2 separate regions of the Homo sapiens genome follow, and region 2 is linked to region 1. A link is a loop called in an ENCODE intact Hi-C map of the cell type or tissue named here. Cell type or tissue: IMR-90. All regions are shown on one strand. Each heading gives the region's core, and the rest is flanking DNA. Links, peaks and the distances in the headings are about the cores only.

Evidence for each region. Peaks named below come from ENCODE experiments on the same cell type or tissue, not always from the same donor. Only the 100,000 strongest peaks of a DNase experiment are listed, where the experiment ranks them.
Region 2: it touches region 1 in a loop (5-fold over the local background); 2 of 110 quality-filtered maps call a loop at or near these places.

The regions. Positions count from the first base shown.
Region 1 is chr11:132,810,717-132,827,074 of GRCh38, reverse strand. All of the region lies in intron 2 of OPCML (opioid binding protein/cell adhesion molecule like), which reads left to right. Among named protein-coding and RNA genes, the nearest start is that of NTM-IT, 530 kb to the right of the region's middle. In IMR-90, for the core only: no CTCF peak of the experiment used is centred there; no DNase peak of the experiment used is centred there; H3K27me3 peaks cover 213 bases.
Region 2 is chr11:132,876,613-132,892,970 of GRCh38, reverse strand. The region is part of intron 2 of OPCML (opioid binding protein/cell adhesion molecule like); the gene reads left to right. Among named protein-coding and RNA genes, the nearest start is that of OPCML-IT1, 480 kb to the left of the region's middle. RefSeq lists an enhancer at 6,400-6,906. In IMR-90, for the core only: no CTCF peak of the experiment used is centred there; a DNase peak (open chromatin) is centred at 6,390.

The DNA.
Region 1 (16,358 bases), core at 8,902-11,401:
CTTAAAAAGAAACAACCATGGAACAAGAGAAATTCTGATCTCAAATTAAGTTACAAAGTGCTAAGAAGGATCTGATGCTGATAGGGTAGATATTTGGAGACTTACTGTTCTATATATCTGTCTCCCCCTTCTCTTCCCTTTATACCTATATTTCTTCCTTAGGATCCCTGGCTCCTGGTAAAGGCTACTTATGGACACTAAAAGTATTCAGATAAATACTCTTTGTGTGTATTCATACAAATGTGTCCCTTTTCAATCCTATAGCTTCTTAGAGTAACAGTAATAACAAATACCACCTTCTGTATGATTACATACCTTCTTATCTATTGCCAAGACTCAGAGAAATCAGGCAGGACTGCATAAGAAATCTTGTGGTCATAATGCAGTATAGGGTAAATTAAGAGAATTATCTTTTAATCAGACAAGTGGATCACTGATAGCTAAAAAACCTTGAGGCAGTTTTGGAAGTGCTATGGCCATGTTACATAAAGTATTCTTTTCTGCTCTATGGAATAATCTTGAGACAGGTCACATGGCTGTTGGAGTGTCTGAAAGGTAAACAGGGATGCCTTTCACATTTTTTTCACCTCTGCCCCTTTGCATCTTCTCTTGCTGTTGCCATTCACTGGGGGTTATTTCACTACTTGTGTTCAAAGGAAACTGTCACCATCCCACTCAGACTGGCAGACTAAGAGTTCAGAAGATAAGAAACCCTTCCTGGCATGAAATGCACTGTGAAATGTATTTGGAAATAAAGTAGTTAATGACAATTGCCATCAAAAACTTGCTCTTTCAAATGCATTTTTCATAGTTTCCAAGCCAACAGGAGCTTGTTTTGTACTGGAATTTCTGATCAGTGGCTAACTGTGTGACAGACAAGCATGCATACTTAAGGGTGTAGAAGCACACAGAAAAGCATACCTGTGCACATAATTATCTGTGTGGAACCCATAACTACCCAGACTCTTCACAGAGATGGACAGGACATACAGTCCATGGAACTGCTACATGCCAACAGTAGCCACGTCTTTGCACCTTGAATAATTGTGGAAACTATTATTCTGAAAGAGTCTGGAAAAGCATACAAAACCCTGAGTGGTTAGGGAGGTAGCGGGGTTCACACATGGACAAAGAGAAAAACACAAGCAAACAAACAAATAAACATCAGCAGGAAAAGCAAGAGTAATTGACTGGGCAGTGACCCCATCGGCCCAGGGGCATATTCCTTAGCTTTGTTTCTAGGACTCCCAACCCAAAGGTGTATTCCCTTCTCTACTGGAACTTTTCCCTTCACTTTGTTAAACTAACAGACATTCTACCAATTAATAATGCATTTAGGTTAATAAGCTTCCCCTGGGAATGCTAAAGGGCTAAGAGTCATTCACACATGGGTGTAAATTTGTTTAATTAGAGTTGTATTTTCAACCCGCCTTCCAAGTGGCAAGCTGAAATCCTTTATATTGAGGAAAGAAGAAAGGCCATTTATTGAATGTCTTATACGTGCCAGACCTGGTTACTTTACAAACTTTATCTCATTAACCTTCACAATAGTTTTCCAAATATATTATTACCTCATTTTCCTCTTGAGAAAATGGAGGCATAGATGGGTTCAAAAATGTGTCCAATATCACCCTGTCAAATGGAGGAGGTGGGATTTAAAACCAGGTCTGTCCTGTTCAAATGGGGCTTTGATGGAAGGAGTGAGGTGGTCTCAAATATCAGGGCAGGCATAGTTGAGGGTTTTCAATTTGGGCGATGGATGCCCTTCAATTGCTGGGTATCTAGAGGCTCATATATAGTTAGGAAGTTAGACTCTAAGTAATGTATTCATCCATGTAATAAACAAATGTGCATTAAATTAGGCTACGTGCCAGGTAATTTTCAAATTGAGGAAAACTTAGAGATGGACAGAAAAGGCAGGTGACTACCATCATGAGGTTCATGATCTAACAAAGGAAGACAGATAATAATCAAATATGTAGATAATTTAAAAGATATTATGAAATCATGATGAAGGGTGGGAATAACAACATAGTAGAGACTGAAGCAGGTAGCATGAAGTGCCCCTTTTGCTTGTGTATCAGAGAAGCCCTCTCTGCTCTGAGACTTTAAAGACAGGAGGCATCTTCCTATGCAAAGACCTACCTGGGAGGCCTTCCAGACACAGAGAAGGGAGCATACAAGGCCTTTAGACAGGTGGATAAACTGAAGGGCTTGTGGTGAAAGAACAGGCAGCAGGAGGAAGTGGTGTGAGATGGGGTCACAGAGGGAGGAATGACAATCACAGAAAGGTGGTTGATTTTTTTGTTGTTGTTATAATTGAAGTTTACAGCCACGGGAAGTTGTTTTTGAAGGTGAATACTCTTATTTTTGGATTAGAAAGACCACAGCTGGGTGGGGAATGTGTGAACACACAGGTTAAACAATAGGGGGGCAGTTGGTGACCTTGCAGAGCCATTTCAGTGGAGAAGCAGAGATGAAGGGATGATGGGGTGTGCTCAAGAGAAGATGGATTGAAAGTAAGTGGAGACAAAGTGTATATAAAATTCTTTTGTGATGTTTTGCTGTGAAACAGAACAAAAAATGAGATGATAAAAAGTGAGGATGAACACAGTGTGACTAACTGTACCGTTACAGTGTCCAAGCGAGAACTGAGGCTGACTTGGCTTAGGAAGGGTAGCAGAGAGGACAGAGGGAAGCAGAGAGATTCTAGGTGCACGTTGGAGCTGCAATGAGCAGAGAAAACTAATGAATTGGATGTGAAGAGAAAAGGAAAGAGCGAAATATCAATGGTGATGATTAACTTTTTGTCTGGAATGGCTTCAATAAATGGCAGTTGCATTCAGTGAGAGAAAGAAAGCCAGAGAAGGAGGACTAGTATTTTTGAAGAGGCATGAGTGATGGTTCAGAACACAAGATTTTTAGATAAAATAAGCTAAAATGAGGAGATCCAGTAAGCATTCAGGGCTGAGATTTAAACTGGAAAGGCTGCAGCATCAGTGAGGGAGGGAAAGTTCAATGAAGGAGAGACGTAGGTAGGAAAGAGTTTCAGGATTGAACCCTACGGCACTCCAGCAATTAGACAGGTGTCCAGCAGGAAGGGACAGGTCAGTGATGAACAGAGCAGGAGCCACCGGTGAGGTAGCAGGCAGAACAAGAGAGTGCATGTCAGAAGACATACAGGCTGCTTTTCTGGAAGATGGCATGGCCATCCGTGTAAATGCTGCGATCATGTGCCACAACACACAGGTTAACCATAGGAGGGGAGTTGGTGATCTTGTGGAGCCATTTCAGTGGAGAGGCAGAGATGAAGGGATGATGGGGTGTGCTCAAGAGAAGATGGATTGAGAGTAAGTGGAGACAAAGCATATATAGAATTCTTTTGTTATGTTTTGCTGTGAAACAGAACAAAAAATATGAGACGATAAATGGAGAAAGCAGTGAGTTAAAGGGAGTGCTTTTGTTTGTTTGTTTGTTTGTTTGTTTTATTTATAAGTGAGGCACCCTAGATGATGTTTGGATGCTGATAGGGATGGTTCCACAGAGAAGCGTATATTGATGATGCTGGGGAAAGACAGGCGATGGCCACAGCAGTGAAGTCCCTAGCAGGCAGGCAAGAGGGTTGGAATCTAGGGTGCAGGAAAAGGTGCTAGCCACCAATAGTGGTTGAGAGACATCAACTTTTTTAGCAAGTGGGAGGAAGGGGTGTGAGGACAGGTGCGGATAGTTTCCTAAATACATTAGTGGGAAGAAGAGGTTGTCCCCCATGCGAAGGCATGTTCTCAAGAGCTTATGAAATGAGGTTCTACTGGGAAGGAAGGGATGGCAAGACGTGTGGAGGTGTGCAGATTTGAGGAAGCTAGGAGAAAAAAATGGAACAGGGACAGGGGAAGAAAACAAGCAAACATACTAGGAAATTATAGCAGGATGGCCAGGTAGACTCAGGTGCCCTCTGAAGTCCTAAAAGTAAGGTAAGGTATTCTTTTGAGATAATTGGCATGCAATATAATCTATGAAGAAATACATTCAAAGATTAAAGTCTGATTTACCACTTACATATATTGTTTAATAACAATGAATATTCATAAAGTGCACTTTGCATGCATTATTTCATTTCATCCTTACAAATACATGAGGTGGATATGATTATAGTCTTCATTTACAAATGAGGTAATTGAGACTTGGAGAAGTGAAGTAAGCTTCATAAGGTCCCACAGCTAGTAAATTAGTCAGAAAGGGTAGAAACCAGTCTACTTAATGACAAAGACTGTGACCTTACACCTCCATGCTGAGCTGCTCCTCAGGTTACAACTGAGCTGTGGGTGTGAACATATGCATGCAGTACTTTTATATAATTAAAAATCTCAGCTGCATATCACAAGTAATGTTAAGGAAAGGGAGGGACTTATTTTTGGTTTTTGTCTGTTTCCCTCCACCATCAGTGTTCCAGTACTGTTTCCTTGGGTCACCAGGGAAGGGAAGAAAGCTGACTGGACCATCCCCTGGGCCAGAACTGCTTTTGCATGTGACAGTGCATGAGTGTGTGCGCGCACACACACACACACACACACTTCACTCTCCTGTCAGCTGTCACAGTTGAAAAGCCTTTCTCTTATATTTCTCCTTGTAATCCATTCACCGCCTCAGAGACTCCTGGTTTCTCAGGGGAATGTCACCGAGTGCAGAGTTTTGCATCTATTTCTAGAAGTTATTCATGCATTTACAAATGGTGGAAAGAAATATGGAACCACTTCTTTTTGTGGGGACACTTGAGAGTACTGATGACTCTGGCAAGCGGTGGGGGGAGGTGGGAGAGGGAGAGTGAGGAGGGCCTATACGATCATGGAGGGCCTTCAAACAGGCTCTCTCCATCTTCCACATTGGAAGGTGGCCCTGCACACCAGCTGTGTAGTCTTAGCTCTAGTGGAGTCCCAGGGAGTGTATCACGGGTGTCTCCAGTCACTGCCCTGAGCCAGGCTTGCTGGTCTGAGGATAGAAAGTAAGCAAGGGAAGGCAAGTAAGAGACAAGACTCCTTTTGTTTATTCTGTGTTTTAATAATTGGCTGATTACGTTCCATTTTTATTTGGTTTCACTGGCAATCAGATAGAGAGCTGTAATATCCACTCACACCTTGTAATTACCATTAATTTCTTCCCTTTACTCTGCAGAGTCAAGACAAGGTTGGCAGAGAAGCCATGGGAGATTGAATCCAACCGAGTGCAATGCATATGCATGAGGCAGGACCCACCAAGGCTCCCAGGAGACATTTAGTGGGGAGGGGTGAGAAGGGGAGGAAGGGGAGGAAAGGAAGAAGGCTGGAAGATGGAAAGAGGGGGGAAGATACCTTGAATTGGAAACAAAGGCAAATGGAAGAAAGTGTCGAAGTCAGCACAACAGCCTTGCTAGCTTAATTACCATAATGATGTAAAATAGTCCAATCAGCAATCTGGGGCTAATCTTTCATGTATTACAGGTCTCTCCTTCGTAGAGCTTCACAGCTTAAATGCATTTTTAATGAAGATATTTGAGGCAAGCGGATAATTTTCCAGTCTTTCCAGGAGGGAATCAGAGCACATTAAATGGGCTGTTTCTCTTCCCTGTAGCTGCCCAGAGTTCTTGCTTTGCCTGGCACATGGAGCTGGTTGTCTTTCAGAATAGGTGGCTCTGGTCTCTGCCCTCCTTCCAGAGGCAGCTGGGGAAGGCATGGATAGGGCTGACATCCAGGGAGAGCTGTGGCTGGTTGAAAGGAGCCTGTGCTCTGCCTTGCCTTGTGCCTAGGGGATGTCTGGATCTCCTTGCTAGAAATGAGAGAGGAAGGGCCCCAGGGACATTCCCCAGCCCTGATGTTATCTCAGCTAGCAGGAGAATCTCAGCTTCGTTCTGCCAGTGTCATGCTAACAGTCCAAACACCACTGGAGATGCATATGAATCTCTTACTTATGACACATACATTTGCATGCTAGAGTCAGCAAAAGAACAGTCCTGGCCTCTTGACCTCACTCCTCTAACCAGAGAAGGCTTTCCTTGTGGTTCCATCACCCAAGGACTCTGTCTATGGTACATTCAAGTGATGCACAATTAGATCCATTGAAAAAGAGCAGTCTTTTTGTTTGATGCCTAATGCTGTATGATGGGGGAAGACTAAAATATCTGGGTTAAACATACATGCTATGTATCTATAATAAGGCCCCCTCTCAGAGGGACAAGTTTTCGGGGAGGAGGTGCGGGGAAAGAAAGTACAAGCTACAGATTGTATATCCTGGTAAGGCAAAAACAGGTTAAAAATCTCTTAGACTGTGGTTTGGGGGAAGCTTTAATTATTCTATTGCTGGTGTTTCCTTCTGTCACCAAACTGCCTGAGATACAGCTTCAACTGTTTAGATATGTGCAGTGAATTCAGCAATTTCTGGAAATTCTGTCTTTACCTTTCTTCCCACCAGCACATCCCATCAAACTCCTTGATTTCCGATGGCACACATCTTCTCCCTGAATGAGGGTAAGGCCAAGGGGCTTGCAGCACTTCACAATATGTTTTTCAAAAACAGAATACACACACACACACACATACACACACACCACATATATATGTGTATATAAACACAAACATAAATATATAAGTCCTTAGTTTTCTTGAAGTTGGAACTTGATCGAATGTCTGTCTAGCTGTTTGTAATACGCCTATCACTGGCCTGCTCAGACACTGGGCAGCCTCACTAAATCTAACCTCAAATACCTACATATGGAATAATAAATGCTTTGGCTTCTTTTCCTTCCTTTGTGGTTGACAGAATGAGAAGGTGGGTAGTAAGATCTTATAGTAATAGGATTATCAGGACTTGCATGTGAAAGCAGGACCCCCATTAACTAGAGGTTAATGACCTTACTTTTACGGGCTCCTAAGAACCCAAGACGGCAGGAAGGAGATTCAAATCCCACACTCCATTTTCTTTTCTTCCTTTCTGGTTTCTTTCATTCATTCATTCATTCATTCATTCATTCATTCATTCATTCAGTTTTTGCTGTGTTAAGGCTATATGTAAGACCCTCTGACGTTTCCAGAGTGAAGATGCAGACAGGGAAGGCACTGGATGGAGATGAGGAATAGAAGCATTCAGAGCCTCCAGCCCCAGGACCCTGGGGGAGAAGGCACATCATTAAAGGAAGCCCTGCCGCATTCTGACTCTAGAGCATCACAAACAGCACAGCAGCCTCCACTTACAAACATGTGTTTTTTAGCGAGCTGTTTGGTTGGTTATCTGGAGAAAAGTATACTTAAAGTGACTTACTGATGATGTCTCTTGTTGTATTTCTTGAGGGAAATATAGATAATTGAGAGAAGAAAAGCAAAACTCCCTCATCCTACAACTCAGAAATAAATATTGATATCATATGTCTAGACAAATATATTGTGTCATAACAAAAAATGGGAGAATCCTGTATAATTATTTGTAATGGCAGCATGTTGAATAGCATTAAAATATTCATTCCTCCCAGTTTTTTAATTTGGCTATGATCTATTGGCCTATCTTCCAGGTTGATAATTCTGTGTCCAACTGCTATTAAATTCATCTATTGGGTTAATGATTTCAGATATTGTGTCTTTTAATTCTGGAATTTCTATGCAATTTTTTAAAAATAAATTCAAACACTCTGTTAAAATTCTTCATTTATATATACATCTATTTCATCCATTTTGTCTCTCTCTCCTTTTTTTTTTTTAACCAAAGTAATCATAGTCATTTAAAGTCTTTGTCTGCTAACTCCAATATAGGTATCATATTATGGTCTGCTTCAATATCTTTTCCCCTGTTCAATTATCAGTCATATTTCCTTGCTTCTAGTGACCTTGTAGTACATACCAGACATTGCATATAAAGGAATCATAAAGCTACAGATATTATTTTTCTCTAGAGATCCCTCCTATTCCTTCTGGTATGCACAAAATTTCTGGCATTAAAAAATACTAGATGTGTGAAAAGGCAAGGAAATATGACTGATAATCCATACATAGCACACAAAATAATAGAAGTAGACCCATATATGGTTCTTTTTTTTTTTTTTCGACTTTGTAACTTTACTTCATCCTCTTCATTTACATAGGGTGTGCCCCAAGTAGAGGGTATTTATTTATTTATTATTATTTTTTATTATACTTTAAGTTTTAGGGTACATGTGCACAACATGCAGGTTTGTTACACATGTATACATGTGCCATTTTGGTGTGCTGCACCCATTAACTTGTCATTTAACATTAGGTATATCTCCTAATGCTATGCCTCCCCCCTCCCCCATATATGGTTCTTATATTGGATTTGGCAGGCAAGGACTTTGAAATAACTATAATTAACACATGTATTAGTAAGGTTCTCCAGAAAACAGAAACAATATGATTTTATATATAATATAATCTGTCTATATATATATATACACTCATATCTATCTATGTGTTTATCTATCTATCTATCATCTATCTATCTATCTATCTAAGAGAGAGAGAGGTTTTAGGGAATTGGCTCACACGGCGAGCAAGACTGGCAAGTCCAAGTCTGCAGGGTGGGCGGCAGGCTGGAGACATGGAAAAAGCTGATGCTGCAGTTCAAGTGCAAAGGCCATGTGCTGACAGCATGCCCTCTTGCGCTAGATCGTGAGTCTTTTGTTTTATTCAGGGGTTCAACTGATTACAGGAAGTCCACCCACGTTACGGAGGGCAGTCGACTTTGCTCAAAGCCCACTGATTTAAATGTGTTGTTGATGTATACAATTAATTACCCCAAATTGAAGAAAAGATAAAATAGAAGAAAATAGAATAAAAAATTGATAAAGTAAATGAAAGGATGGAAAATTTCAATAGAAAATTGAAATCTAGGAAATGAATCAAGGATCTTCTCTACTTCCAGGCTCAGTATTTCTACAGTTGTTTCATCTGTGAATGGTTGGACCCTGGCACCTCTTTTGCTAGTTCCCAGTATAGCCCCAGATTGTCAGTGAGGCTCCATCATGAAGTGTCTGTTCTCAGGTCTGTGGGATTCTATCCAGGTTTATGCTTTCTAAACACGGTCTGTAGCTGTCTATCTCCTCTTCTATCAGATGTCAACTTAGAATGAGTTTCTCCCTTGTACAATGCCATATTGTGGTCACTACTTCATAACGTCTTGGTGATACTTAAAATATTTTGTTTTATTTCTTTAAAGTTTAAGGTTTATATTGTATATTATAAATACTCTTCGCATTGATATATAGACTTCCGTAGCCATAAGTATTTCATCCTGATAAGTACTAGGCTCTTCTTCCATTACATTTTTTTTTTGGCGGGGGAGGGGGGCAGTTACAAGGCACTCATTACAGTCTAAATATATAGATTTATCTAATCCCTCCCTTTTGCCTCTAAAATTTAAATTCAAAGCCCTCCTGGTAAAGCTGAGTTTTCTCCTGCCAAGTTCATTATTCTATTTCAGGGAATTATGAGATGTTCTCTGCCCTTGTTATGAGATCACCTCTGAAGCATAGGCATATATCCAGAAAAACAAACCTTATTTTCCTTTAGTATCAGCTACATAGCCAGCTGTCTGCTTCACACATCCCTTTAAAAATTTTTTTTCCAAAGACAAAAAAAGAAGCCATGAAAACACCTGTGGTCCCAAGTCCTTCAGTTTCATACCTAAGACTACAGGGTCAATAGAGATACAAAGAAAATTTATTTGGAATATTATATTAATAAAATTGTATATACTGGCCTTCACTGGTTTGTAGACTTGAGTTTTAGAGAAATACTCCTTTTTCAGAGTGTATCATCTTCAAAAGTAAAGCACTATCCCAGCAAGCAACACCCCCACCCCAGTCATCTGAAACTCCCTGTGTATGACATGATATTTTTTCTTTAAGATTGAATATGAAAGCCTCAACCATCACATCAAGCCACAGATCAATCATAGCCACCACACAGAGAAAATTACCATTTGGCAACATCCATCATCTTTACAAGTGCTACCCACATCTAACTCCACCTGAGCCATCATTGTTGCCGCTTACTTCTATCTTCAGTGAGGCTGGAAGTCAACAAAAGGGTCTTATTCCCTTTATTGGGAGAGGAGAGGAGAGTAGCACAGAAACGCCTTTCTGAGGGGTAACTGTCTTTCCAATCCTGGATTCCCTTGTTGTCAACTCCCTCTTCACGCCTCATTTTATGAAATCAATAAAGAACTGAAGCTCTTCTTGTTTATTTGTCGACTATACCCTTCTCCCTCTTGTACAACTGATTTTGAAAAAGAAGGATATGGCTGTGGAGAGAAGAGTTGTTATCTCTATCCTAAAATGAACAAGAGAAGCAGGCTACACATCTGTGTTGTATTTGAGTCATGAAAATGCAGTCCCACAACGGACCAAAAACTCTCTCAGAACTCTCGAACGCTGTGATTCTCAGTTTTCTTCTTCTCTCATGAGTAATAGCCTTGTTCCCTGAACACCCAGGTGTCACGTATCTCTTCCTGCTATAAACAAGAAATCTTACCTGCAGTTGGAGGTAAATGCCCACTTCTTGTTTTTGTATAACACATAAAATAAGAATGTTTTTGTACTTAAAAAAGCATTTTAAATGGTTGAAAACAAATCACAAGAAGAATATTTCATAATGCATAAAATCATATAAAATTTAAATTTCAGTGTCTGTAAATAAAGTTTTATTGGTACACAGTCACATTCACTTACATAATGCCTCGGAGATATTTTTAAATGGCAAAATTGAGTATTTGCAACAGAGACCATATGCCCCTCAAAGCCAAAGGATTTATTATCTGGCCCTTTACAAAAACAGTTTGCCAAGCTGTTTCAAAGCAGAAACTGACCTAAGAGAGACTGCTTGTCTATGATCATGTTAAACCACAATGCCATGAAGTTGGAATCAGTATCATCCTACGTGATTTTTCATGCTGCTTAGAAAGCCTCTGAGTCTTTAGTCCAATATTACTCTTATTTCCAGCACAGCTATCGCAAACATGTCCATTTCCTCAAGACTCCAACTTGCCCTTGCCACTTTTCACAGTCCCACCAGCTGATTTCATGTCCTATTTTATGTAGAGAAAAATTAGGCCAATAAGTGTGAACTGCCTCCAGCTGCTGCTTCTTGCCTGCCTTCCTCTGCATCTAGCACCCATCTTATCTTCCTTGTGCACATCTCTGCTTTGCAGCAAGACACATTTCTCTATCTGTGTCTGTTGCATTCTTCTTCAGGATTTCATGCCATCCAGTATCTCTTTCTTCTTCTAGATCTTCAACCTTGACTGGCTTTAATAAATTTTGTCACAACATATAAACATGAGTTTTTGAAGAAAATAAATCAATGAATAAGAATTTTAAAACCATCTCAACCCCATGTCCTCCTTTGGGGACCCTCCTATGGGGGGTCACAATAATCTCCCTCATTCTCCTCACACCTAACCTACTGGAAAGAGTACTCTGTATTCACTCTTCTTAACTGTCACTGTCACTTCTCAACTCACACAAACCTAACATGAAAGGGCATAAAGTATTTTGGGGGAAAATAATCTAAGGTAGACAGGAAGAGTCAGGGCCAAACAGACCTTAAATTCCTTTGCTAAAGACTTCAAACTTAACGCCAAGAGCGAAGGGCACCCATTGAAACATCTCCACACATCTTTAATCTATTATTTTTGTCTGATGTATTACATGTTTGTGTAGCCCCTTCCCATCCTCACGTACTTCACAGGAGGTCCCTGCCATCTGAATTACAGTAGAGAATTCTGCAAATATTCAGCGGGCTGACAGGTCAAGATGCGGAGGAGACTTCTATTCTCATAGCAAGACTTAAAAGTCCAGGTAGGTCATCAAAAAGGGAAAGGCATAATCCGATAGACGTTTTAGAAAGGTGACTCATGGAAGAATGAGAAATGGATTTAATCTGGTGAATTTGGACGCAAAAAGATGAGTTAAGAAACTATTAAAATAGTCCATGTGGGGCAAAGGCTTCAACTTTACAGCAAAGGGTTTTATGGGGGTCACGAAAATCAGGTAAGAAATGAAACTAAGCTCTTTGGGGAAAGATGGCTTTTAAGTTCACAATAAAGACCTCACGGTGATTTACTGTAACTTATTTTTTTTCTAAAGGAGTCATATTCCACTGAGATCAGAACACTTATGAGTGACTGTGTGCTATTGTAGGAAGTGTATTTAGGACCCACTTCATCCACACTAATGAGAACACTTGCCTCTTGTGAGCTGCTTCCACAAGAATCTTCTATTTCATTGGAGTCTGAAGTCTGAAATCCTAATTCCTCCACAGCCCCCCATAGCAAATTCCCATTACAATAAACTCCATGAGGCTATGTGTGATGGTTAATTTTTTACATGTCAACGTGACTGGGTCATGGAGTGCTCAGATTAAACATTATTTTTGAGTGGGTCTGTGAAAGTGTCTCAGGATGAGATTAGCATTTGAATTGGTGGACTGCGGACTCATTAAACTAGAATGCCCTTTTTAATATGAGTAGTCACAATCCAGTCTATTGAGGGCCTGGATAGAACAAAAGGCAGAGGAAGAAGGAATTTGCCCTTCCTCATGTTTTCATTTCTGCCTCACTGCCTGAACTGGGACATCTCATTTCATCAGCTTCTGCCCTTGGGCTGGGATTTACATCATTGGCTCCCCTAATTCTCAGGCCTTTGCACTGGACTGAATTATACCACTGGTTTTCCTGGGGCTCCAGCTTGTACTTGGCAGATTATGAAGTTTCTCAGCCTCCATAACCGTATGAGCCAATTTCTCATAATAAATACATCTCTATCTCTATCTATAATCTCCTATTAGTTCTGTTTCTCTGAAGAACCTTGACTGAAACAGCAGACAATGAGTTCAACTCATCACTCTCCAGTTCCTCGTACATATCACTTGCTACGTAGTAGAATTCAACAGTATTTTGAATGAATGAATGAGCAAAGAAACCTGTGAACTTGGAAGTGACTGCTGTCATTCATCCATCATTCACTAGTTATTTACTAAACACATACTTTGTGATCAGAACTGTTCTAGACATTGGGATTTCAGTGTGAAAAGGATAACTTTGAGGCAACCACTAAAGAGGTGATTGTGAAGGCGATGGACACGTTATTTGAAAAGGTGTTATTAGTGCATGTAAAACGCACACCTATCTCAGACAAGGGTGAGGAATGCTGGCTTCCAAAATGAGATTCCATTTAAGCTGAGGCTGAGGGCAAACAGTAATTATCCCAGGGAAGGTAGGATGGGGGAGAGCAATACACCGGGGGAAGCAGCTGAGATGAGAATTAAGGTAGGAGTTTCACAGGTTAAAGTAGTTCAAGGTTGGCAGAAGGAAGAGCTTACAGAGGCAATGATGAGGGATAAAGCTGGACAAAAAACAGTGGATAAAGGATATCTATAATGAGGGGTTTGGACTTGATGCTGGGGATGCACAGTGCTGCATCTTTAAAGAGGTTCTCTCCAATTAAGATAGAAGTCAGCTAAGAGTGAGATTTAAGATGGGGATACAGAAGAGAGGAGAAGGTTGCTGCTGCAGGCTGTGGCACCGTGGTGCTGATGATGGGGGCTGCTTCTCTTGCATTGGTAGTGTCCATCATGCAGTAAAATGACGGTTATGGTGCTCAGGTTCTACCATTGTGCTGGTACTTCTGCAGAATTAAAGGAACTTTTGTGAACTCATTTTGAAAATTAAACAACCCTCTTAATAAACTCTTTTGACGGAAAAATATGTTGAGACTTCTAATTATCGCTGTAAAGACTGACTTCAGTAATGCTGCCTAGTTATAATTGAGACACTGTTTCCATATATGAGTTCTTTAAAAGAGATATGCAGATGGACATGATCTTTGAGCTGTAAAAAGTCTGAACCAGGATATCCTGAAGATATCATCAAAATATAAAGTTATCTAAAAAAAATGTGTACTGAGTTCACAGAAATTAAATTCAAAAGCAATGAAATTATTAAAAAAGAGAACCTATTTGAATCAAAAGGGAATATTTTATTGATTTTTATTGAGTTTTATTTTAAATTAACTTGAAAGTTTATAAGTTTTACAGAACTGCTCAGTGTTTTCAGGGAGGTCTCATTTAGTAAATCATAGCTGTACAAACCTCAAGTTATAGGACCTCTGTATAGATCTAATTCATCTTGCTTTCAATGAATATTTTTTGAGGACATATTATGTGGAAATCACTGTATTAAGTGCTAGGGAGATACAGAAAAGTACTAGTAAAAGCAGGCTCCTGCCCTCAAGGAGAATTTAAGTTGGTGAGGAAGATATACACAAAATGATAACTAATACCACAATCTATGTAATAACAGAGTAGGAGATGAATTAGTGATAAGATAATCAAGATCATTGTAGTTCCAAAGAGCAGGCAATTAAATGTAGCTGGAAGTAGAATATTTGCTGAGTTCTCAATGTTGGATCCACTTTTAATAGACAGATAAAAGAAGGGAGCAGACCATCTGGTTTTCTGCTTCATCATGCTATTGAAACTACACTTTAAAACATTTCCAATAACCTCCTAATTGCTGTCTCTAATAGTCTTGCCTCAGCTTTCAGTTCATATCCTCTTTGCAGTGCTTGATTTTAAAACTTTCTCCCTCTTGATTCTGTAATGTTAATTTTCTGAGTGTCAACGCTATTTCTTTGGTTCAATTTTCTTCCTCTGTAGGGTAGGTTAGGAGCATTTATCGCAAAAGATTATATCATTCCTTTTTTCTACTTTTTATTGCCACCTGTTGCTCAGGTTCACCTTTCAGACACAGGGAGTAAAATTGAGGAAACTGATCTATACTTTGCAATGCGCAGTGTAAATGTCTTCCTTCTTGGAAGATGGAAGTTTAGTGCTCTTCATCCCTGGCCACTCAGGGAAGGGCCTGGCCATGAATGTGCTCCTTCCCTGTCCCATTTAGTCCTTAATGTTGTGATTCTCTAAGGTTGGGTTAAAAGGACCCCTGAAGAAGCTGGTGCACAGTTAGCAATGAGAAAAGTTAGGCTAAAATGCTGGGGGATCCAGACTGTCCAGGTATTTTATGCTGCAAGCCACTGCGTCTAAGCTGGAGAAATAAACTAAGAGGTACAAGAGATGACCACATCACTGTATATATTAATATAATTTGAGGATAAGCAACACACTGTTCTGCGATTATGTTCATTTAGTCCTGTGAACAAGCTGATGCTCTAATCCGTCTGCCTATTGATGGAGCGCTAGGCTCTTCACACCCATGGATGGTTTTTATGCTTTTAAACTAGGGTATGATTGTGTTGCTGTTTCTGCGTTTGAACCCTTAGTGAGCAGTGACCTTTCCAGTCTCTGAGTGATTAAGGCTCTTATTAATTTCCTGTGGGGTTGCCGACACTCTAAGGCAGCAGGCTGTTGGGGGTTCATTAACATGTGGGGCTCTAATTAGCGGCATAGGATCTGTCTCTGTTCTCACTCCGATATGGAACAAAGCTATAAATATAGACACATAAGAAAAAATACACAAAACCGTAACCGAAAGAAAGAGGTGTTGACATGTCCAGGGCAGATCTTTAAACCAAAACAGCCACTTTCCCGGGGCCTAATCAGGCTCTTCTAGAAAACTGCATCTGGATGGGATGGCACAGTATGGGAGAAAATCTGAGGGGGTCTAGATCAGCCTTGGAAATAATTATTGATTGAGTTATATTGTTAACTCCCTTCTGCACCTGTGATTCAATGAATTGCAACTCTAAAGAAAGGTGAAAAGAATTGAAATCCCTTGATGCTGAGAAGAGAAGTAAGAGGGATTTAATAATAATCGTTATGTCTGGGCAGGATTTTAATGGAGAGAATAATGACCACATTCCCTGTTTCCCAACCTAGAGACGAAATGAGTTCAAATTGCAGCTGGGAGCAGTTTGATTGGTTAATTAATATTTTGGGGGCCCTTACAAGATACTAAACCCTTTGCAAGGAGCTTGTAGGTAGTTAGTGCACAGCTCTTGGGGGGCACCTAAAAATGTGCCAGATGTTGCTTATGAAATTCTCTGACACTGACAGTGAACCGATCAGGTTAGGCTTCAGGAAGCATTCTGCAAATTGTTACACACTGGACTGAATGCCCAAGAAGGGGATGTGTTATCCCCACCCACCCAGCACCTGAAGATCTTTATAAACAGGAAAGAAATTCATTAAACTGAGGTCAAGGAGCTGGCCTGAACTGAGAGGGAGAATGGGCGGTATAAAGACTCAGCCCTTAATATGGTAACAGGAAACCCTTTTCCTTCCTCTACCCTTAGGTGCTATGCGTTTGAGGTGCCCAGAGGAAACATTTTGAAGGTACAGCCGTTAAGTTCCATTTTCAACATCACTCTT
Region 2 (16,358 bases), core at 5,398-7,897, 69 kb before region 1:
GAGAAGGAGAGTAGTACATGAAAATAGCTATAGGAAGGGCCTTTGTTTTGTTTTGCTTTTCAAGGATGCCAAAATCTGAATGTAATCCAGATAAAGCTGGGCTTTGTTGCTTTTAGCTTCTTGCTCTTTGTTATATTCTACTCAATAAATAGCAGTATTGCAACAACAGTCACACATATTATTGGAAAGAATACTTTACTTTTGAGATGGAGTCTTGCTCTTGTCGCCCAGGCTGGAGTGCAACGGCATGATCTTGGCTCACCGCACCCTCTGCCTCCCAGGTTCAAGCAATTCTCTTGCCTCAGCCTCCCGAGTAGCTGGGATTAGAGGCACCCACCACCAGGCCCAGCTAATTTTTGTATTTTTAGTAGAGACGGGGTTTTGCCATGTTGGCCAGGCTAGCCTCAAACTCCTGACCTCATGATCCACCCGCCTCGGCCTCCCAAAATGCTAGGATTACAGGCGTGAGCCACCATGCCCGGCCAAGAATACTTTACTTTTGAAAGCGAGAAAGGGCCTCTCTCTTTGTAATGCACATCGATGTAGTTAAAATTATTTTTTCTCTATATTTCTTTCCATATTTTACAAGCCCTTCTTCTGTCCCCCACTCCAAATAGCTCTCCTTTTCTTCTCAACCACCCCACACTCTCTTCTAAACCCAGTTAGAATGAGTTATTGATTCTTCTGTCTCCTGGATATGCCTTTAGGATCTATTCTAATTTTCTAGGGGAGAAGTCTGCCTTTTCCGCTGTAAATTTAGTGATTTCCAGCCTCTCCAGCTCTCCAGCCTCATTGCTACTCAACACAGTTACAGACCTTTCTAGGTGATGACATTGGAACAAAGGCTCTTGTCTTTTAAAAGCGATGGAGGAGAAGTCCTTAAGTATTCATACTTTAATATTGTAGCTTTGCATCGACTTAGTATTCTTCAACACTGTTGGAAAAGAGCCAGAGGGAGTGGAGCTGGAAATCCATGCAGTGGGTCCTTGAGGAGAGAAGCAAGGGTGGGAACGGAGCCCAGGTATAGGGGAACCCTCAGACAGGAGGGTACACAATTCACGGCAGCAGGGGTGTGGGTGGGAGAGGATGGGCGGGATGAAGAGAGGATGTTTACAGGGAACATGGAAATTGAAAAATCTGGACGTTAAGAGAATTTCTTTCATGCAGCTGATTTACCCAGCTAATATAAGGTAAAGACAATATTTGAATGAAATTAGAGGTGACAAGATATTATCCAAAATATTTATACATTCATTCATTTGTTCATTAATTCAGCAAACTTTCAATGAGCACTTGCTCTGTGCCAGGCCATGTTCTAGACACTGGAGGCCTAAGAGAGAACAAGAGAGATAAAAGCCTTGCTCTCATGGCGTTGATATTCTAGTTTATATTCTGGTTTATATAAACTGGAATATACACTTATATATTCCAAATATATATTTATATCTTCCAGTTCATATCTAGTTTATTTGCATATAAGCAAACTGAATTTTAAATATTCCAGTTTATATTCTAATTTGTTTATTTGCACATAAACAAACTCAGTTTTAAATATTGGTAAGTATTTTAAGAAAAATAATACGGAGTCCTGGGCAAGAAAGGTTGAAAAGGGAGGAAAATGGCTACTTTTGCTATGATGTCTCAAAAAATCTTTCTGACCAGATGGATGAGCTTGGGTCTGGTAGGAGAGGAACAGCAACAATTGCTGTGTGCCCAAGATGTAAAAATAGTTATCAGTGAAGTTGACACTTGAACCAAGACAGCCAGACACTTTTGGGAAACTTACCTAAAATAATTTTTGTAATATAGACTTCCAAAAAAGTTACCAACAATCACCTAGAACTACCTTACCTAATTTTAAAAAAGTTCTAAATTACATATGCTGATTTCTCTTAAGGTAAATAACTTTGGATGTGGCTTGTAAATTGCATACTACTACCATGTGGGACGGACACAAACAAGGTAAGATGATGTTGGCATACTTCATAATAGAGAGGGGAGATGTAAAGAGTGTTAGTGCTTTGCTGAGCTCATCAAGCTCTGACTTTGTTTCTTGTATTTCTCATCATAGGGTCATTTTTCTTTTCTTTTTTTTTCTTTTTTTTTTTTTTTTTGAGATGGAGTCTCGCTCTGTCACCCAAGCTGGAGTGCAGTGGCTCGATCTCGGCTCACTGCAAGCTCTGCTTCCCGGGGTCACGCCATTCTTCTGCCTCAGCCTCCTGAGTAGCTGGGACTACAGGCGCCCACCACCACGCCTGGCTAATTTTTTTGTATTTTTTTTTTTTTTTAGTAGAGACAGGGTTTCACCATATTAGCCAGGATGGTCTCGATCTCCTGACCTCGTGATCCGCCTGCCTCGGCCTCCCAAAGTGCTGGGATTACAGGCATGAGCCACCGTGCCTGGCCCATTTTTCTTTCTTATCTTTATTTTATCTTGCTCTTTTGTATGTATCTTTGTAACCTCCCTTAAATTATTCTGTGTAAAAGTTGCATGTCTAAATAAAGAGCATACTCTAGAAACTCAGTGATTTTTCTCTTCTGCTTCTTCACTTCTCCGGTCTCCAAATGCTGATGTGGATGTCTGCATCTATCTTGTTGAAGTAAAATTAAAGAACAATGGATTTTTCATATGTTGGCTCTTTTGTAACTTGACTCCCCCAGAAGCTGAGCAGTGAGATTTGGAGGGTGAAGAAAGATATTGTCAGTGAAGATGGTTCTAGCATTATAGGACTTCTTTGAAGTGGAAGAGAAGGTATTTTAGCCAACACTCAGAAGCTTCCAAGAACACCCTTGACATCAGAATTCCCTGAAAATAGGCATCTCAGGAGCATTAAAGAAAAATTTAGGTTATAAAAGGAAGAAGGCATAGCAAGTAGAAAAAAATTACAAAGGCCCCACAAAGATAAAAAGTTGCCTTGCGGATGATGATGGAAGCTTCATCCAGAATCTCTTTCCTAAAATATGAAATTAGTTTAGGTTTTGCCACTCTCAAATTAAAAATACTAATAGCCCATTTCTGCCTATTAAAATGGTGCATATTGAACGGTGTCTATGCTTGTGTTACACACACAATAAATTAAACTTTGACGTATTTCTGCAATTTCTGTTCACTTTTTCATTCGGGAAGCAAGCATTTATTGACATCTCCTATATGCCAGCACTGTGTTAGAATGGAATGGGCTGTATTTATTCAGACAAACCTCATCCCTGTACTAATTGAAGTGTGATATCCTAATGAGTTCTTCTACAATGCTGCTACCTTTCTTAGATCCAGAACAAAAGTAAACCATGGAGTTGGAAGACAAAATACTGATGACAAAATGTATTAATTGTAATTAGGCCCTGGGCACTGGCTGTAAGAGGGAGACATCTCTGGTAGGAAATATCAGGAAGGAAAACCTAATAGTTCTGCCCAGTTGGCCTTCATTATCAATCACTTGGACCTTTCAGTGAGTATGTTTTTCTAATGAGATGAGAGATGCTTGTAAATATTCCAAGATCTTCAGCTACAACATGACTATGTGGGTGGGGCATTGTTATCATTGTGGATGCAAATTTAGAATCTTTTCTAGGCAAAGGTTCTCCACTCCATGAGGTCAGAAGTACCTGCTTGCTAAGCTCCAGAAGGTTATGTCCCATGGACATTTGAACAGAAAGCAACTTTGTAGCACTTGCCCGTGCTTGGTAGGAGGATGTAAGGGGTGTTTTAACGTAAGAACAGAAGGAGCCACCATTATTCCGACTTCCTCCCTTGCCCAGAATTAACTAGAGTTACCTTAAGCAAATCAGCTTTCTTTGTCTGTCCTTGAGATCTCTTTAAAATATCACTTAAAGTTGCAGTCCTGAGGCAAACAGTTAGATGTTCTCTATACATTGCCCAAAAGCCACCTTCTTTCATTCCTACAGTGTCATTCTCTCACTGTACCTGGACATAAGTCCTGAAAAATCATCTGCCAAGTGCCCTGTAAACTGTGGCACTGCTCTCAGATAAAGAAGTAAATGGCATGATTTCTAAGAGTTTAGGGCTGATTTGTCCTTTTCATCTATTCTGACATGATTTAATGTTCCAGAACTTGTAAAGGGAACAGATTTTTTTTTTCTTTTTTTTTTTTGTTGTAAAATTTGTGAATAATTTATCAAGTGACTGAAAGAGCAGTGGCTTTAAATTATTAAAATGCATTTTGGTTTTGAAAGAAGACATTAGAGATGTTTGCCTTGGCCCATTCTTATGCCTTTACACAGCAGCAAGAGATTCCTACAAATTCAGGGAATGGTAAGGTGATTTTCAGTGATTTATGGGGAGACTGAGAAAGAGCCAAAAAAAAGCCAAACAAACAAACGAACAATACAGACAACTTTCATTTATTTAAGACAGAGCTTTTTCCGAAGCAAATAACCTTTTGTTACATCTCCAGAGAAATGACATTTCCTTTCCCTTTTCCTGCTTTGCAAGGACAGCAGATGCGTGGGGGGAGAAACTGAAACAAATGGAAAGTAAGGCAGGCACAGGCTCCTTCACGTTCCTTCTCCATGAGCATCCCTCACCGAGCATGCTGAAGGCATGGCTGTGCTTCCTTCAATTTGTCACACATCAGAGACAGCGCACAGCCTCTGATCTCTAGAGGAAGTTATCCATTCCACTCTGTCTGACCTAAATAATAAATTCTAGGCCGTGCAGCCTGGAATGATTCCTGTCTGTCCCAAAGGACCCTGGTTGGGCCCATGTGCCTTGTGGTATGGGGTGAGACGTCCCACCCAGATCTTGGCCATCTTAGTGACAGAAAGGGAACTGAACGTCAAACCAGGCTGTCTACATCCAGATACATCAGCTCCTACACCCTGCTTTTCCTTGTGCCTCCCCTCTTCTCTTTATTCCCCCTTCACTCTTTGCCAGTAATTTCTCTTCCACACTCTCATCCAAAGGCCGCATGCCCCTCCAAGCCTCTCCCAAATCCTACTGTAAATGGAAAAGGACATTCCATGCTGGTCTTACAAGCAACAAAATCTAGACAGTCATGAGACCAGCCCTTGGCCTGGCCTCAACTTTCCCTATGCTATGTATAAATCCCTGAGAGAAATTCTCTCTGGGATAGGAAATATATTTCACATGGCACAGCTTAGGCAGAGTAAGATAGAAAGCTAAGCGTAGTAGAAGATCTGGCAGAGGTGCCGCAGCGCGGACAGGGAGCTGTGAATCTGCCGATCCCTTATGTTTTTGACACTCTCTTAAACCATTTCTGATTACATCAATCCTACCTGTTTCTCTCATATTTCAATCCCTTGCTCTGAAAAGGAAGCAAAAAGTGATCGTTCTATAAAATGAAATTTTAGTACCCCTATTTTCTTGTTTAGATACTCCCAAATGGGTATCATCATCCTCATTCCTAAGTTTAGAAACGTGCCTATTGTACTAGGTGGCCGGGCTGGAGTCACACTCAGGCTGTGCGATGTTGTTCATTGTACTCGGTCAGGCCCCATCTTCGGGGTGAGTGCAAAATAGCTTGGGAAACTGGGTATGCATTCAATCCATTTTATTTCTTGTTCCTCCTTTTCAGAACAAGGAGTTGGAAGATGAAACACAGTCATGTGCTGCTTGACACCAGGACACATTCTGAGAAATGCTTCATTAGGCGGTGTGGTTGTGTGTGAACACCACAGAGTGTAGTTATACAAACCTAGATGGCATAGCCTACCACACACCTAGGCTCCGTGGTGGAGCCGACTGCTCCTAGGCTAGTGTTACTGTACTGAGTGCTGGAGGCAGCTGTAATACAGTGGTATTTGTGTATCTAAACATAGATGAGGTAAAAATATGGTATTATGGTCCTACGAGACCACCATTGTATTTGTGGTCTGTCAGTAACTTAAATGTTGTTATATGGTGCATGACTATACAGGTAGGGTCTTAGAATGATAAAATTCTGTAAGTGAGCAGAGGCTTGTACCTAATTTAGTTTAATCTACTCTTTTTAATGATAAAACTGGGGCTCTGAGATGCTCAGTGGCTTGAATCCAATGTGCTCTCCATGGGGCTAGTGCTCTTTCCACTGTAGTGAGCCACTGGCATTCTGCGAGCGGGGCACGATGGCGTTCTGGGATGTATATGCAAGAAGTCAGGAAACACTCAAGGTCAGAGGACAGAGGCAGGGGCACTGGCTTTTAAAACAGTTGTGGCAATTTTCATTTCCAAAGATGCTGCAGGGACATCTCATCTCATACACTCTTCGGTCTTCTACCAGCTGGCCACGACTCCCCCAGCACAGGGAGGAGTCTGGGCCCCCTTTTCCTGAACCCGGTATGGACTCATGACTTGCTCATAACCAATGGAATGTGGCAGAAGTGACTCTGCCTGACTCAGGCTGGGTCAGAAAAGGCCAGGCAGCTTTGGCCTAGCTGGATTGGGCAGGCCCTGGAGGAGCCACCTGCCTGAAAACTCGGATTACCCAGAGACCACATGCTGGAGAGGCCCCCAGCTGGAGCTGGTCCTTCTCACGGTCGCTGCCAAGGTGTCAGATAAGGAATGAAGAAGCCATTGTGCACACTGCAAGCCCTGTCATTCCCAGTCATTTGAGACTTCCCAGCTGAGGCCCCAGGCATCATAGAACAGGGGCAAGCCGCCCCCACCCAGGCCAAATTCCACACCCACAGAGTCCATGCCCACAGTAGCATGGTTGTTGTTCAAGTTCCTAAGGTTCATGAGGCTTGTTATTTAACGACTGATAATTAGAGAATAGTAAATGTTTATAATAAAAAATAAAATAGAAATAATAAATGCTTACAAATAACAAAAATAGTTTTATAGTAAGTTAATTTTGAAAGCTTTATTGATATGGGACTAGTTATGTAAATTACGCTAATCCATACAATGGAATACTTTGTAGCCCTTATAGGAATGTGATAGCCCTATACTTATTATGGAAAGAGGGTAAAGAGGCATGACAATTGAAAAAAGCTAGTGGAAAAGTATGTATATTATAATGGTGTTTGTATAATGAAGGCAAAGGAAATTGTGTGTTTGTGTGTGTGTGTTTCTGTCTCGTGGGACATGTATCTACACAAGACATTTCTGAAAGGATACAGGAGAAACGATGAAGTGGTTAACTGGATAGGGGGAATGAGGACTCAGGGAGGGGAAATGTTACATGCCAAGAGAAATTTATTTTTCTTGTTACTGTTTTCCCTACTGTTTGATTTTCTACCACGAGTTTGCTCTATTTTGAAATTAATGCTTCCAAGATGATGAATATTTTATATGCTACCTCCAAAGAGAAAAAAATTCTTTATTGCAGGTGACAGCTGAAGTTGTATATTTTCAACTGTAGCACAAAGACAGTAAAAATTATTTTTTTAATATTTGAGAAAGCCCTTTTACCCCAAATACCAACTTCATTTTCTGCATAGCTCAGTCCAAGGTGTCATTCACAAAATATTAATAATATAAACTATGATGTCATGTGAAGTAGGTGATATTATTGGGGAATTAATTGATGTCATGTGAAGTAGGTGATATTATTGGGGAATGAATCGTGTTTTCTTTCTGTGTCTCTTGACCTCCAGCTAAAGTAGGATAAACAGCATGTTTAACCACGGGCAGAAATTAACTCAGTCACCCAAAGAGAATGGTGATTGGCAAGATGTGGTTTTAGATGACTGAACACTTGAACATGCTAGCTCCTTTCTAGTAAGGACCCATATTGTGTTTTGCAGCCCATAGAGATGCAGAGCTTATCAGTTCCCCGGATTTTAGACATTGCTAGCAAGTGGCATCCACCATTCTGTTCTGCAGAGAATGACACAGTCCATTTAAGAAGAGGTCTTATGCCATGTCTTATATGAAGATACCTGGCATTTGGTGGTGGGGTGCATTCGTGGCTCATTGGTAAGTTAATTGTTATGGTGGAAGAGGGAGTGGAGGAGAAGGCACAGCGTGTGGTCCAGGTAGATGCTGTCCACTGCACATGATCAATGTCAGCCAGAGAGCTGCACAGCTTGGACTCGGCTCTAATTCCTCTCCTTCCACTGATATTCAATCAGGTGCACCTCTATGTAACTAAGGCTTTTATTTTTGGCAACGGTCTCCTATGGGAAACCATAGTTTTTTAAATGATGTGTCACAAATCTGAGCAATCACTTTTCAGTTCTGTGAAATAGCTTCTTTGAGTATAACCACCTATATATTTTAGTAAAACCAATTTGGTAATGTTCCTAACTTACTGTTATTATTATTTGTGTGGCACCTATCAGAGACCCTTGATTGTAGCCACTAATGAAAGCTTGCACAAAGCTATAAAGATTGTTCTGAATTATAATAGCTGTCAACAGTTTTCATCTCAGTAAACCAAAAGCCTATGCTATTTTGTAACTTGTGATGTTCTGTCTTTAAACTATAGCAGACTATAACCAAGCTATATATTCACAGAATTCCCACTTTATATGTCTCCTCATGAGTCCTGTTTTATTTTCTAAGATCTAGTCAAATAAAGAAACCCCAAGCAATCTTTCTGACCCCTGGTATTTGTCTCCTTATATTATTTTCCTGATTTCTTTGACAGGTTCTCTCTACGGCAACCAACACACTTCTATCCACCACAGACAGTTGCCTCATTTTCTCTGACTTATTGGAGCCATTTAACATTTTTGATACCTGCTCCTCAATCTGCCTTCTGGATGTGGGAGGCACCTCACTGTCTCTTCCCCTTTTCAGGAAGCCCCTGTCCTGTCCTATTAGTAATCTCTTTTCTTCTCCCCACCCCAGAAAGGTGGGCACACCCAAAGGACAATCGTTAACCTTCTACTGCATATTTTCTCTCATATGGTGACTTCATTCATTTTCTAATATGTGAATTTTTCCCAAATGGATAACCCCAGCTATAATCTCATTTTAGAATTTTGGCTCTACGATTAGATGATTTTTAAGATGCCTTCCAGCTCTATAAATCTATGATCCTATTATGTCTGACTGCTCACTAGATATTTCTTCTTGAATGTTCCACCATCATCTCAAACTCACCGTGTCTAAGTCCAAACACATTATGTTTCTCACTGGAACATGTGAGGCATATTGAATAGAGCTTAAACAGAAACTGAAGTGCAGTAGATCCAGGACTCAGTTTTGCCTCTCCAGTTCACTACCCCTGGGCTCTTGGGCAATTTGCGAAATCTCCCTGATTTGTGATTTTTTAGTGTAGAAGAATAATTTTTATTTTATAGGGTTTTTATAAGGATTGATGAGCTAAATATAAACTTGATAGGTAAATACTAGAAATACAGTTGACACATAATAATGTTATTCCCTGTCCCATCGCCTCTCATCTTCCTGCTTTCCCTGTCCTTTTCATTCTCCTATTTACCCAGTCTCAAAACGCTAACAGTATTCCTGTATGTCATCCTAACCTAAATAAAATCATGTTTCATAAGACAGTCTTCCAAATGCCTTGAATACCTGTGCTTTATTTTTATTCCCACTGGAACCAACCTCACTGAGCTGTTCCTCTCTTCACACCTGGAATATGGTAATTTTGCAGCTCTCTAACAGCCTTCTACAATAGCCTTCTTGTCTGCAGGACTAATTAATCCTGTGCTCTCTTGCGGGTGTGTTCCTAATTCACCTGTCTGTGTTTTCTATAAAGAATCACTAAATGGTGCCTGACCTAAAATAATGATTTAATGTGATTGTTTCAGCCCCCTTTTTTTTTTTTAAAGTAGGCATACATGACCCCCAGCATGCGTACAGTATTTTCTTAGGCACCTTGGTCTCTATTTTACTGCTGCCTTCTCATGGCTGAGTTAATCCAGTAGATTCACGTGTTGCATGAGGCGTATAAGATCCAGTGCCATGCATCTGTTTGTGCAGGTTCTTCCTTCCGGGAGTACCTTGCCCCTCAGATCGGACCATTTTGGTGTTCGCGGGAAAGCCTCACTGCCTCCATGAATTCTTTTTCAACTGTCGCAGCTGAAGCATCTTTCTCTTTATTTTCATAAACACATTGTATATTTTTGGACTTATTCATTGGGCATTCAAATTCATGAATGCAAGTGCTTTTATACACATAATTCCCACTTCCTAGAAAGTCTTTTCCCCACCTCTTGATCTTCAGAGTTTTTTACTCTTCCAATTTAAGCAGGATAAAATATTTTCTCCTCTTGGAAACCTCTTATGGCCTATGCAATCTTACATTTCTACTGCTTCTCAAGCAGATGTAAGCATTTGGTTTTCTGTGCATTCATCACATTTTTCACACACCTCTCTTATGTTACTTGTTATATTGTAATCACTCTCTCAGTCAGTTTTCCATGTGGCTTCCTAGCAAGCTGGGTTTCTAGTTCTTGTTCATCTTGATACCTTCAACCTTGCTAACACATAGAGAGTGCTTCATAAATATACGTCCCGTGAGATAAAGGGGTGAAGTTGGGGGATTTGTGAGGCCCTATCACGATATGCAAAACATATCAATGAGTGATTCCAGTGACTCCAGAATGACCTATAAATCTCAATAAGAGAGGATGGGACACAAATGACGGACTGGAGAACAATGACGACCTTCCCCTGGATGCTTGCTATCTTCCTTCCTGGTTCTAGAACCACTCACCATCTACAAACCTGTTTATTCCCAGCATGATAGGAAGTTTTATGTTGCAGAAAGATGATGTACTGGATTTGATTTTGTAATACTTTTTGTTTTGTTTAAAAGTCGTTTGCCTTCTGTTAACTTATTAAAATATCCACGAGGTTCATTTTTTGTTTACACTTGGATCAAGTTGGCATTTTAAATTTACTTGTTAGAACAGAAAATGTACAACTCTATTTCTGGATATCATTGGTTGTTTCTTTTTCTTACCCTCCCCCTCCTCTGTAGTTAAGGATTTACCTTGAAATGTCCCCAGCCTGAACACCAAATGACTTCTGTCCTAGAAGGGAATAAGCCAGAAGGAGAAGGAAAAAGTTGGGTTAAGTCTCCTTAGCCCCTAACCACAGGGCTAGAATGCAATGGCAGTGAAATGTACTAATTTATCTTATTTGACATAATTAGAGTTAGGGGCTATTGAACACAGAATGCAAATGTATGCTAAATATGCAAATCAACCACATTTCCCAGATCTGGAGAAGGGGGAAATGTGGTAGCCTTATGTTAGATGGTTCTCTCTTATCTGTGAACACAACTTTTCAGCACTACAAATGCAAGCAACTGCGCAGTCACAGTTGGGGCTGCTAATTTGGAAATCCAGTTTAGGCTGATTTGAAAAGACAACAGCGTTTTTGCAATCACTGGTGTATCCTTTATGAGAGAGCTAGTCATGCCATTTTTTGTTTTCTGAAGACGGCCTTTTTTTCTTTTTTATTATTATTATTTTTTTAAATTTGGGATCTTGCCTAATTCTTTAGTACAAAGCCTGGCCCTAAAACCGTAGAGTAGACATTTACTGGGAGTGTCCCCAGCCTAACCATGTATCAGAGAGGCCTCCTTGACTGGATCCTTGCCCAACTGCAGGGAGCCTAGTCAGCAGGCCTCCTGCCAGCCTCACAGCTCCTCAGCTCCTCCTGAGGGTCCTTCAGCTGCAGTGGGGCTGCATTGTTTGTGCTTCATGCCCCTTCTTGGGGGGCCTGCAATCCTGGAGGCTCATGCTTCCTCCCTCTTCCCTTCCCAGGTGTGGCGCTCCAATAAGTATCTGGAACCCCAGACTCCAATTCAGCATCTGCTTCTGGAAACTGAATTTGTGATACAGATCTTCATTCCCTCACCCAGTGTTTTCCCCATTTTAGGAAATTTTCTTTGTAGTTGGAGATCTCATCCTCTCCTAAATATCCCTGTTAAGTGGATCCAGTAAATTACTTCCCAGTGCTTCATCCCAACTAAAGAATAAATGGTGGCATTTGGGGCACCCAGAGTGCTGTGGGCAACTTGTCTGAGACCCTTTCAAACTATGTCATGTGAGTGACCACAGAGTCGTAAGGTCAGACTTGTAAAAACACTATTTTTTGCTGTGTGTTCCACTATGCTATTAGTCTGGCCAAAAGAGGCAAGGGGCTGGGAATGGAAGTGGGGGTGGGGAGTGTTGTCTTCAGGTTAAAGCAATATCAAACTCCAGTCAGAGACACGGGAAGAAATATGGAGACCCTGCGTGGGGATCAGTTTCAAATTACTATCTGGACTCAGTCAAGGAAATTATGTACAATTACTTGAAATTGGTATGCAACGTCATTTTAAGGAGTAGAATAATATGGCCATTCTACCAGTAATTTGGTTAGTAATTTGGTAGTAATCTCTAGTAATTACTGTAAGTGCTAACCAGTTCATTTTCCAAATCACTTTTCCTTTTGGGCGTTCACTTTATTTTGTACGTTTTAATTGAGTTTTTTTGTAAAATGGCCTAACAATGTTTTACATTCCATGGCCTTAGCCAGGGCTGAGCATGAGAATCCGCAAGCCACTGGGCCCAGTTTTGTTTTCAGCATCTGGATAGTTGCTGCTTAATTCATATGAATCCTCATGTGTTTCCATTACTGTCAGCATCAACTAAGACATTTTTGAGCCCTGAGTATCTTTGTGGTATTATAATAGGGGAAAATAAAATACTGAATTAATCAAAAGATAAGGCCCGTGGAGTTTGTGACCCAGAAGAGATATAGGCACAGACAGAGTGGAGCAATTCTGATGATAGGTTGTAGATGGTCAAGAGAGCCGTGGTGGTTTGTCAGCATGGCAGACGTTTGTGAGTGTGTAGATTTTAATTATTTAAACATTTAATTTTTTAAATTATTTAAAAAATTATTTAATTTCATGTTCTTCCTGGCTTTACAAATTGATTAGAAAAAGCCCAAGAACTGAAAGAGAGAAGGTAGGAAAGAATACAAAGATGAAGGGATATAATGGAATGATCAGCGAAAGTGTTTGGAAGTAAAGGAAGTAAGGAAAAGTGAGGGAGAAGGAGCTTAGTGTGCATCTGGGAAGTGAGCCGATTACACCTCTGGGGCTGGGGGAAGGTTAATTGAAGACAAGAAAGAATGTGCTTGGCAGGTGTCTGAAATGTAACTTTATCTTTCTATGAAATGGAATTCAGAATAGCCCAAATGCCCAAGTCACCATAAAGAAGGTATGATGGTACAATGTATGTTTTTGTTTGTATTTTTTTTGTTTTCCCAAAATGGCTCATGTATGAAGTAAGCTCTTAGAATATCTCCCACTACTATTGCAAATACAAACATAAGAGAAACCTATTTATTAACGCTGAACTAGTCTTATAGATAATTCATTATGCGCTTGCTGAGGATAGCTGTTGCCTGGGAGTTTCTTTATAGTTCTCCTCACAAGAGTTTTAATAGCTGTGCAGCGGAACTTCACACCAAACTTTGTTATTCTCACCCATCATATTTTTATCACAAAAATGTCACTCTGAAAGGAGAAGCTCACTTTCCCAGTACCTTTCCCACTTTATTTCTTGCAAAATGTAATTTGGTTTATGGGCTGCTACTAATAACTTGCAAAGTCTGATTTCTACTTTAAGCCTTCCATTGTAATAACACCTCATCTTATTTTTGAAACACACAGAAACTTTCATAACTCTTTGACTACCTTTAACTCATTGATTTCTGAAAAACTGTGAGGTAGGTCAGTGTGGCTTTTAGCTCATGTATTTGTTCACCCTATTTCTTGGTGTCTTTCAGCTCACCCAGGGCTTTGTAGCATCAGCTGTATGATTTTCATACTTTTACTAAGAATATTTTGTATGTCTTTCTTGTCTAGGTGCCTAGAATGGCTGCCATATAGTAGACGCTCTATAAATATGTGTGAAATAGTAATTAAACCAGAATCAGTGATTTCCATTGTGCTTTGTTTTAGACATTTGTCTCCAAAGAGAATAGCTTACTTACGTTAATTTCATTTATACAAAGTTTCTACCACTGAGCCATGTGAAACAGGACATACTGAAAAATGTTGTTCTAATACTTCTTGTCATCTATATTAAGCAATGATTTCAGCCTGGTGCATGGGCTACTCAATTCCCCTCTGAGGCTTTGATTAGTTCGCTTTTTAACCAGAGTATGCAAAATGAAATACGAAGTACTCAACGCTCAGATCCTTGAATTCTAATCATGCTCTATGACGTACCCATCATAATATCTGCAGAGAATGCTTCAACATCCCAGATCTAAAAGTTGTGGTCAACATTTCCTATGCCAGCTGTGTTAGGACATTTTAGAGAAATAAAACCAATAGGAGATATCTCAATAGAAAGATTAGATAGATAGATAGATAGACAGATAGACACTCTCTATATAGAGATCTACTGGCTCTGTTTATATATGTATCTCTACATATATATCTATATGTACATATGTTGATTTACATACACATGTACAAGAGAGAGATTTATCATAAGAATTAATGGACATGATTATGGAAGCCGAGAAGTTCCAAGATCAGTTGGCAAGGTGGAGACCCAGGAGAGCCACTGGTGTAAGTTTCAGTCCAAGCCTCAGCCTGAAGGCAGAAGACTGATGTCCCAGCCAAAGCCCATCAGGCAGGGAGAGAAAATAATTCCTTACTCAGCCTTTTTGTTCCATTCAGGCTTTCAAAAGATAGGATGAGGCCCATCCACATTAGGGAGGGCAATCTGCATTACTAAATCTACTGATTCAAAAGTTAATCTCATGCAACAATGTTCTCACAGAACACGTTTAACCAGATAGCTAAGCACCCTGTGGCACAATCAAATTGACATACAAAAGTAACAATTACAGCAGCCATCATCAGAGAACTACCGCCAGCCAATATAATTTTTTTTTTTTTGAGATGGAATTTTGATCTCTCGCCCAGGCTGGAGTACAGTAGTGCGATCTCTGCTCACTGCAATCTCCGCCTCCTGGGTTCAAGCGATTCTCCTACCTCGGCCTCCTGAGTAGCTGGAACTACAGGCATGTGCCACCACAGCCAGCTAATTTGTTGTATTTTTAGTAGAGACGGGGTTTCACCATGTTAGCCAGGATGGTCTTGCTCTCCTGACCTATTTTGCCAAAATGGTGAATAAGTTAATGTCAATATGTATATTTGTCAGGGAAAAAGAAAATAAAATGTAAACAATTAGAAACAAGCTTCTAGGCAATGTTCCTATGACCATATGGCTACGCTTAATAGTAATTTACGTTGCTCTAGTCAAGAGTGTTTATTTTAGGTCTTCAGTCTGTTTGAGGAAAAGCTGTTTTGCATGACCCCAGCTTGGAGACTGAGCACAGAGTAAAGTCTAGGATAGGGTAGAGTACTAGTGAATATACTACAGATTTCACCTGAGTATAATGAAGAAAGTGGCCACATCTCCGTTCCAGCCAGCTTCCCATAGGACTTGAAACCTCCAGCTAGGAGATGCTCCAGAGGGATCTGAGGGTCCTGGCTTTTAATAGTTCACATCATACCTATGAGGACTGTCAGAACAAGTTCATGAAGTAAGCATTCCCCTGCTGCCCCTTCCTACAAATAAAGAATGAAGAACTGAGAAGTCAAATGAACTCTTCAGGTGACCACAATTCATTGGTAGCAAAGCTAGGGCCAGACTCCAGTGTGCTTGGTGCTGGGTGCTGCACTGATAAGTTTATTGATACCATGATTTGATTCTCTGTTACCTGAAGACCTCACCTTTTCTTTTACCCTTATTCAAGTGAATATTGCATCTTTTTTTGGGTGGGGGGGTGCAGCTTAGTTCCTGTCAATGACTGCCATCAAAAATGCTGACCGGGAATTTCAGAATTGAACAGTTCAAACCTCCTCTGCAGGTTGAAAAGATGAATCTCACATTTTGCACATCCATCTCTGCAGAATATAGTCATATTCTGCTGCTTTTCACTATGTGGGATATATATCACTTTTAAATGGCGACTGTGGCCTCTTGGCACACTGGGAAGTGATTGGGCAGCTTAACCAGCTTCCCTTGCGTGTGATAGAGAATTCTGAGGCAAAGCCCAGGCTTTCTTTCCCCACAAGGACAGCCATTGCCAATCACGTTTCCTTATTTAAAATTACTCCCTGGAGAAAATTAAGCATCTTTTTGTTTTGCTTCCTTTAACAGTCTGTGGTTTCATGCCCCTCCTGAGCCTTACCTGTCTTGAAAAGCAAAAACCACATCCTTTACCCCTGAAGATCCAGCTGGTGGTATACGGCAACTCCTTCCCTGATGGCATTGTGTTCTGATTCCTTAGAAAGCACCAGGCATGTTTACCTTTTCCTTAAATCTTCAATCTCCGCACATCGTTTTGGGCAGGGCAAGATAAAACTGGGGTGATAGCTCATCCGGGGCCTTGCCAAATACCCTACCATTGGGACATTTATATTAGATATAGATTTCTGCTTAATAGAATAAGCCAGGAA